Regions from separate parts of the Homo sapiens genome. Here region 2 is linked to region 1. A link is an interaction called in ENCODE POLR2A ChIA-PET data of the cell type or tissue named here. Cell type or tissue: GM12878. All regions are shown on one strand. Each heading gives the region's core, and the rest is flanking DNA. Links, peaks and the distances in the headings are about the cores only. Region 1 overlaps LINC00924 (long intergenic non-protein coding RNA 924). Region 2 has its middle 6.1 kb from the start of LETR1.

What was found. Peaks named below come from ENCODE experiments on the same cell type or tissue, not always from the same donor. Only the 100,000 strongest peaks of a DNase experiment are listed, where the experiment ranks them.
Region 2: POLR2A ChIA-PET joins it to region 1 with 5 read pairs; 5 of 35 experiments call an interaction of 5 or more read pairs at or near these places.

Annotation. Positions count from the first base shown.
Region 1 is chr15:95,444,660-95,449,063 of GRCh38, forward strand. The region is part of intron 1 of LINC00924 (long intergenic non-protein coding RNA 924); the gene reads left to right. Among named protein-coding and RNA genes, the nearest start is that of LINC00924, 14 kb to the left of the region's middle. In GM12878, for the core only: no CTCF peak of the experiment used is centred there; a DNase peak (open chromatin) is centred at 2,412.
Region 2 is chr15:95,330,997-95,335,400 of GRCh38, forward strand. No RefSeq gene overlaps it. Among named protein-coding and RNA genes, the nearest start is that of LETR1, 6.1 kb to the left of the region's middle. In GM12878, for the core only: no CTCF peak of the experiment used is centred there; no DNase peak of the experiment used is centred there.

The DNA.
Region 1 (4,404 bases), core at 209-4,208:
TCATATACAGTCATGGGCTGCATAACATCATTTCAGTCAACAATGGATTGCATAAACAACAGTGGTCATATAAGATTATAAGATTAGATTTTTACTGTACCTTTTCTGTGTTTAGATATGTTTAGATACACAAATACTTACCATTGTGTTACAATTGCATACGGTGCTGTACATGTTTATAGCCTAGGAGAAAAGGCCATACCATACAGCCTAGGTGTGTAGTCAGCTATGCCATCTACATTTGTGTAAGGACGTTCTATGATGTTCACACATCGACAAAATAGCCAACGATATGCTTCTCAGAATATATCCCTGACGTTAAGTGATGTATGATGATTTAATTGAAGGAAAGATAAACATGAGATAGATACTTCAGGGTAATTAGCAGAAGTTTGCTGTGGTCAGCAAATTCACCAGGCCATTTTCAAAACTCCAAGATATTTGGTGGAGTATAAACATGATCACCATCATAACCAAACAAGAAGCTGTCCACTTAGGTGTCTCTAAGCAATGAATTCACTGGTGTCAATTTGTTGACACTCATTTATCACATATTTCCTATTGAACACAAACCCTGAGGTCATAACCAGGAGCTACTTACATCTCCACTTCCTACCAAACCCAAGGAGGGGTCTAATTGCCTTGGCCTGTGGTCTCTGGCACCCACACCAACCTTGATTCTGAACATGAAGGCATATTTGGTTTTCCTAGTCTTTGACTTATATCAATTCAGTATTCCAAAAGAAGATCCTGCTCTTACCTACGGCACGCTAGATCTGTAGTCCTTTAGAACATTTCCTTCTCATTATTTTACCTGTATTCTTGACCCCTTCTGTCCCTAAACCATAGCCTCAAGAATGGACCATAACTAAATATGGTAAATTGCTATGGTTTTCACGGCAGAGCAGTGGATCAGTAAGAAATGTTCCTAATATCTCAAATAACCTGAAATTAATTCACTCATACAGTCATCAAATCCTGCTTCAGTTGGTCTCAATGAATAAAATACTAGTGTTTGGATACCACCTTATTTACTTCTCCCTCATCCTAGAAAACTATCGCCTGATAATGCCCATAGGTACATAGAAGATACCATACACTTATAACCAGCAGGTTTTTAAAACTTAAACAGGAATAGGGAGCCTAGAGTCCTATACTTGGGCTTTAGAGTTGGACAGATTGAGCTCTAAATCCTAGTTCTACCAATTTTCTTTTCTTTTCTTATTTTATTATTATTATTATTTTTGAGATGGAGTTTCTCTCTTGTTGCCCAGGCTGCAGTGTAATGGCGTGATCTCGGCTTACTGCAACCTCCGCCTCCCAGGTTCAAGTGATTCTCCTGTCTCAGCCTCCTGAGTAGCTGGGATTACAGGCACCCACCACTATGCCTGGCTAATTTTTGGTATTTTTTTAGTAGAGATGGGGTTTTGCCATGTTGGCCAGGCTGGTCTTGAACTCCTGACCTCAGGTGATCTACCTGCCTCGGCTTCCCAAAGTGCTGGAATTACAGGCGTGAGCCACCGCACCCGGCCTAGTTCTTCCAATTTTCAATGTGTGGACTTGGGCAAGTCACTTAAACTCTCTGCACTTTGTTTATAAAATGGGAGCAATAATGTCTTCCTGATTGGGTCGTTTCAAGGATTAATGAAATGGAATAAAGAATACATGCCTAGATTCCACAGCAACATCGTTTTTGGTCTGAATTCAGGGTCCCTCACTTACCAGGTGTGATCTGCGGGCAAGTAACAAATATTTAACTTCTCTCTCCTCCAATTTATCATCTATTAAATGAGAATGCTAATAGTAACCATGTCATTGAATTACTTTGAGTGTTAATTCAGTTAGTATTGACAAAGTGTTTACAAAGTGCCTGGCCATGGTAAATGTTCAATAAATGTAAGCCGTTGTAAATGATATTATTGTAATATAGTATCGCTTATATTACTACCCATAATAACCAAGATCATGAGGTGAATATTAACAGTCTTCTTGGCAGATTTGACTTGAAATCAACTACAGTCCACTGATTGAAGGGTGTTAAACCCAAAGGCTGAGGGACAAAGTGTCTAATGTGACCCCCTAAATGGGGACACTTTGGGAACCTTTAAAATGAATAAATCGTATTATAAATAAATAAATAAATATATATATATATATATATATATATATATATAAAGTTGAAGGTACTACAGGTAATACCAGGATTAAAGGATAAAACAGTCTCTTGTTTCTCTAGTGGTATAATGAAAGTAAAATATGTACAAAAATATCTCCAATGCAAAGCAGGAAGTAGTAAATGTCAAAGACATCCACAGATGTGGTACAATTAAAGTGCTAAGGCGGTAGAGGGTTTCCTGTATAAGGAACCAGAAAGGGTTCTGCAGAGGAAGTGGCATTTCTTGACAACTTCTAGCTTCTGTTAAAGGCCCTTCTGCTGACCACTAACCCTCTCCTCATTACCACAGGGTAAGAGTTACCCCATGCCAAGAATGCTCACTTTCCTTCCCCTGCTTGGTGAGCAAGTGCTCATCTTGTAAGACCTCATCAAGGGTTACTTCCCTGATCCCCTTTCTCCAATAAATTCGGCCCTCCTTTATTTGGGAACACATGACTTTGTACCAACGTCTCTCTCTCTTGATCTTGTAATTCATGTTAGCTTTTCTGTAGTTTTCACTGGACTGTGATTTCTGTAAGGGCGTGGACAATGCTTTGAATTCTCAGTGCCAAGAGATTTAAAATTTTTTGGAGTGAATGAACTCTGCTTTTTACAATGAAGAAATCTAAAGAAAAGAAAAAAAATTATTGCTCTCAGTGAGCAGAAGCGTGGAAGAAAGGGAGGGGGAAAGAGCTAGTTGTTTGCGATTGGCTGATGCTGTGTAATCTGATTTAATTGTCAGGATCCAAAGATTTTTAGTTGGCATTCCTATCTCCTTTTACCCTGTGGATGCTGAGATTGAGAGAAATTAAAGGCCTTGTCTAAAGCCACAGAGCTGTGAAACTGAGTAACTGGGATTTAAGCCCAGGTGGTTTCCTTCACTGCGTGATGCTCCCAAATGGAGAAATCCATCATTATGATGTTACTAGGCTGTAAAAAAGAAAACAGCCACTTGGACACAGTCTAAAGAGTCTTTTCTACCTCCCCTCAGGACCACCATGGAGTCTGATCTTTTTAATAAAATAAAATAAAATAAAATTTGCCTACCTGGAGAACGGGTAATCGATTCCTGAGGGAAGAAAACCAGTGTTTCTCTCTTTCTTATTCTGTCCCCTCTTCCTCAATCTCTCCTTCAACCTCTCTGCCTCCACTCCTCTCTCTGATATGGAAGAGTTTAACTTCCTAAAGTCATGACGATAATTGAGTCAAACCTCTGCTAGGATGTTGGTTTATCCCCTCAGGAGTCTGACCTGAGCTTCAGTTCGTAGGATAACATACAATTTAAATTTTGATTTAAATTTCCTATATAATGGGAAATAAGCCAAGCTGAAATTTTGTTTAAAAAATTGTTTTTTCAGGAAAAATCAGAGATAAATGATTTATAAGATAAAATAGACATTATTTATAATTAAGAAAAACTAGAAATAACGTCAACATTCAATAATAGAAGTTTAATAAACTATGGTAACTTATAGGATGCAATATTCTATATTTATTTAAAATGTTTCCAAAGAATATAGAAGAAATGGAGTATGGTTGTGATATATTACTAATTCAGACATCAAAATACAAAGAAAGCAAAATTTTAATTTTATAAAGCTAATATATACATAAATGTGTATATATTTGGAGAAAAATTATGAAAAGATTGGAAGATGATACACTAGAACATTAACAATGGCTAGTTCTGGTTGATTTTAGCTGGTGATTCTATAGTTTTCTAATTTTCTACAATTAACATGGAATACTTTTGCAATCAGAAAATAATTTCAGGTTTGACAAATGCTTGTTAAGCAGGTGGAATCTCATCTTGAAATTCTTCCTAGAAAAAAAATTTTTTTTTGCTGCTTCATCCCAACCATTGTTTCCAGGAAGGAAGCTCTGTTATCCTGAAGCTTATGTTTATTCACACTGCCTCACTCTTGCTCATGTCAGTCTGCATTCTAAAAAACATTCTGATACAGTTCAGTGCACCGAAAAGAATGTAAGCTTCAGAATCAGGCAAATCTGAGCTTGAGTCCATCTTTCCATATTTCTTAGCTGTGCAATCTTTGGAAAACTGTATATTCTTTGAGTTTCAGCTTCCTCATCTAATGAGAACAGAATGGGACAGCATTGGCAGAAGCCACAGAGGCCCTCAGATACAATGTAATAGTAGTCATCAACACAGGTCATTAGGTTCTCTTGCCTCTCCTTCTGTGTACCCATCCAAATTTACTCATCCTTAAGGTCTGACTCACATTTTAGTT
Region 2 (4,404 bases), core at 214-4,213, 110 kb before region 1:
CTTTTCATGAATATAGAGCTACCTATTTTCTTCCTATTCTCTCTTTAATCAACTGCACCCAAATTAAAGGAGGTGTTTCACCTTTGATCAATGAGATTGGTCTAGTGACCTTAATTTGAAGACACTTTTTGGCCAATGAAATAAAAATGTAGATGAAACATTTTTTTAAATTCTAAGAATTCTAGGATCTCATACTTACTAGATAAGCAGACTTGACAGACACCTTGATGACGTCGCTCATCTCTGAATGCTCACAAGCTGAGCATCTGATGAGTTCCCAAAATCTACTTATTGAATTAAATGCATTAATGGATGCAAGTGAATGTTTATCGTTGTACACCATTTTGTTGAAATATAACACAATGCTGGGTTGTACAATATTAAGTGATTTTAATTAAAGTAATTCTTGTGTTATGGTTTCTTATATCCAAAACCACAAAATGTTTATTTTTATAAACTTCATTCATAAACTTATGACCCCATTGTGCTAGTAAAACAAAGTTTGGAGAACCTGGCTCCTACATTCTCTCCCGTTGTCATGGCTAAATAATTGCTGAAATGCACATAAAAGGGGAACATCACACTCTGGGGACTGTTGTGGGGTGGGGGGAGGGGGGAGGGATAGCGTTGGGAGATATACCTAATGCTAGATGACGAGTTAGTGGGTGCAGCGCACCAGCGTGGCACATGTATACATATGTAACTAACCTGCACAATGTGCACATGTACCCTAAAACTTAAAGTATAATAATAAAAGAAAAAATAAATAAATAAAATAATTTTTAAAATAGGAAAAAAAAAGAATAAAACTGTGTATGGTGTTAGATGTCTATTTTCTACAATTGAGAAGGGAAGTTATATATTATTTAGTAGAGAACATGTGTTTTGTTTGTGATAGAATAAGAGCATTGCTTATTACAAATCGTGAACAGTTTGAACTTTGATGACTGCAGATTAAACTGGATTTTCTATCTCGGTCTCCTAAATAAAGTACCTTTACATATGTTGCGGATTATATGTGGCATAATTATATCAATTATAGTTTCTAACATTTAGCTCCAAAATATAGCAAAACATATTCTTTCACTCACCCATTTCCCTTTTCCTTTTTTTTTTTTTTTTGACAGAGTCTTGCTCTGTCATCCAGGCCAGAGTGCAATGGTGCAATCTTGGCTCACTGCCACCTCCGCCTCCTGGGTTCAAGCGATTCTCCCACGTCAGCCTCCTGACTAGCTGGGATTACAGGCGCACACCACCATGCCCAGCTAATTTTTTGTATTTTTAATAGAGATGGGGTTTCCCAATGTTGGCCAGGCTGGTCTCGAACTCCTAATTTCAAGTGATCTGCCTGCCTCAGCTTTCCAAAGTGCTGGGAAGCCACCGTCCCCAGCCCCATTTTCTTTTTCCCAAAGGCAACTACTTCCAACATTTCTATTGTATTCTTTCAGAATTCACTTCCCTATCGATATGGAACCTGCTGGTCTTCCTCCCATTCTTCTTCTTAGCATTATTTTAGTTTTAGAAATCATCTCTTGACTTTCTACTAAAGATGAAGACTTGTCTCTCTATACTATTCACAGCCCCATTTATACCCACGTTCTTATTTTCTGAAGACAGTTATATTGCAATTTTTGTTAAATTAGTATTCAGTGTGTATTATCACTAATAAATCTTCCTGAGGGCTGTGCTAGGGAGTAAACAGTTATTTATTGACTTATTTTGCTAAATTTCAGTTGTGGTGTTAACAGTTGATTTGTTTTTAGTCCCTTCCCCCTACCTTTTACTATCTTTAGGTAGTTGCCCCTAAGCCATCGTTACACTCTCGGTCAATCTCTCAATTCCCTCCCAAGATATTTTCATACATCAGTTACTTCATGAAGATTTTCTAGGAAAAATCCTTCCAGAGCTTTCCGTCTACCTTCTTCTAGACTAGGTGTCCTTGGTGTCTGGGCACAGCTGTCATCCTGGGCTCTCTCTTCACATCTCTCCTGCCATGAGCTCCTGCAGCTGCCTTCTATGCTGGGGCTCCTATTTTCTCCAGCCTTCATGTCTCTTTCTTGCTTTAGCCTCTCCTATGTGGAGCCTGTCCTCCAGCGGCTGCTATGAAAAGGTGGGGAGATGGTGCGGTCTAAAAATGTTTTGTTTTACACACACAGTTTACTTGGTACCCTGGCTTGGACTAGAATTTCTTTTTCTTCTGCGTTTTACAAGCATTTCTCCATTTCTACGTGTTGCCGCTGAGAAGTATGAATTTATTCTAATTCTGATCCTTTTCATGTGATTTCCTCCTATCTGAAAGTTTAGGATAAACTTTTTCACTAAGGTGGACACTGGTGTCAGTGTTTGTCCATTGTGCTAGGCACTTAGGAGGCCCCTTGAATATGGTATCCTACCTTGTGTTTTCTGAACTTCTACAGAGTTTTGTGCTTCTCATATAAGTCTTACAAATTTCTATGATTTCTTATTTTTTAATTTTTGTTCCCATTTTTGTAGTACTTGTACAGTTTCAGGTTGCCCTGTCTTCCACTTACCTCCCTGAAGATGTTAAGGGTTGTTATTTGACATTTCGTTTGCACATTCTTTTTTAAGTAGTTTTTTTTTTTTTAATTTTTGTTTGTCTTAGTCTCCAGTTTTCATGTAAAAAACTTTCCTGACATATCAGGCGGTCCTTGGTCATCTGCTCATATCTACAATAGGAGGATTTGAAATGTGATTGGGAGCTCTGGTTATATGGGTGGAGCATATATGTTACAGTTGGACCATTTCTAGCCAAGCCATTTTACTGACGAAGCCCAGTTTATTCTTTTCTATTGATTTCCCAGAGAAGGTTCTGAAGGTAAAGGCACAGACCACAGTGCTTTGCTTTCCAGTGGAAGAACACATTTGTGTGTTTCAGTATCTACCCTACTGATGGTCATGTAATACTGTCTTCAGTTTGCTACAGCTCAGATGAAATAGATGCCATCTGTTTTATCCTCTTCAGAGAATAATTTTTCAGTGTTCTATTGTGGTGGGTGAAGGGCATTTGCCCTGCAACATCAAAGAACAAAGGAGATATGGAGCTCTAAAACAACTTTCAATGAACCTCACTTTATTTTTTTTTTTTTTTTGAGACAGAGTCTCGCTCTGTCACCAGGCTGGAGTACCGTGGCACGATCTCGGTTCACTGCGACTTCTGCCTCCCGGGTTCAAGCGATTCTCCTGCCTCAGTCTCCCGAGTAGCTGGGACTACAGGCGCACACCCCCACGCCCAGCTAATTTTTGTATTTTTAGTAGAGCTGGGGTTTCACCATGTTGGCCAGAATGGTCTCAATCTCTTGACCTCATGATCCATCCACCTCGGCCTCCCAAAGTGCTGGGATTACAGGCCTGAACAAACACACCCGGCCCAACCTCACTTCTTTTTTTATTTTATTTTATTTTTATTATTATACTTTAAGTTTTAGGATACATGTGCACAACATGCAGGTTTGTTACATATGTATACATGTGCCATGTTAGTGTGCGGCACCCATTAACTCGTCATTTAGCATTAGGTATATCTCCTAATGCTATCCCTCCCCCCTCCCCCCACCCCACAACAGTGCCCGGTGTGTGATGTTCCCCTTCCTGTGTCCATGTGTTCTCATTGTTCAATTCCCACCTATGAGTGAGAACATGCAGTGTTTGTTTTTTTGTCCTTGTGATAGTTTGCTGAGAATGATGGTTTTCAGCTTCATCCATGTCCCTACAAAGGACATGAACTCATCATTTTTTATGGCTGCATAGCATTCCATGGTGTATATGTGCCACATTTTCTTAATCCATTCTATCATTGTTGGACATTTGGGTTGGTTCCAAGTCTTTGCTATTGTGAATAGTGCCCCAATAAACATACGTGTGCATGTGTCTTTATAGCAGCATGATTTATAATCCTTTGGGTATATACCTAGTAATGGGATGGCTGGGTCGAATGGTATTTCTAGTTCTAGATCCCTGAGGAATCACCGCACTGTCTTCCACAATGGTTGAACGAGTTTACAGTCCCACCAACAGTGTAAAAGTGTTCCTATTTCTCCACATCCTCTCCAGCACCTGTTGTTTCTTGACTTTTTAATGATCGCCGTTCTAACTGGTGTGAGATGATATCTCATTGTGATTTTGATTTGCATTTCTCTGATGGCCAGTGATGATGAGCATTTTTTCATGTGTTTTTTTGCTGCATAAATGTATTCTTTTGAGAAGTGTCTGTTCATATCCTTCGCAACCTCACTGCTTTATTGCAACTCTTCCCTTTAGCCTGCCCTTACAGAGGTACCTGGAACCATAAGTTCCCTTAGGTGTTAGGTTTTCCCCATGGTCAGCTTAGGACTCAGTGTTCTCAGATTCACCAAATCAGTTACCAAGCATGCTTCTGTTTTCCAG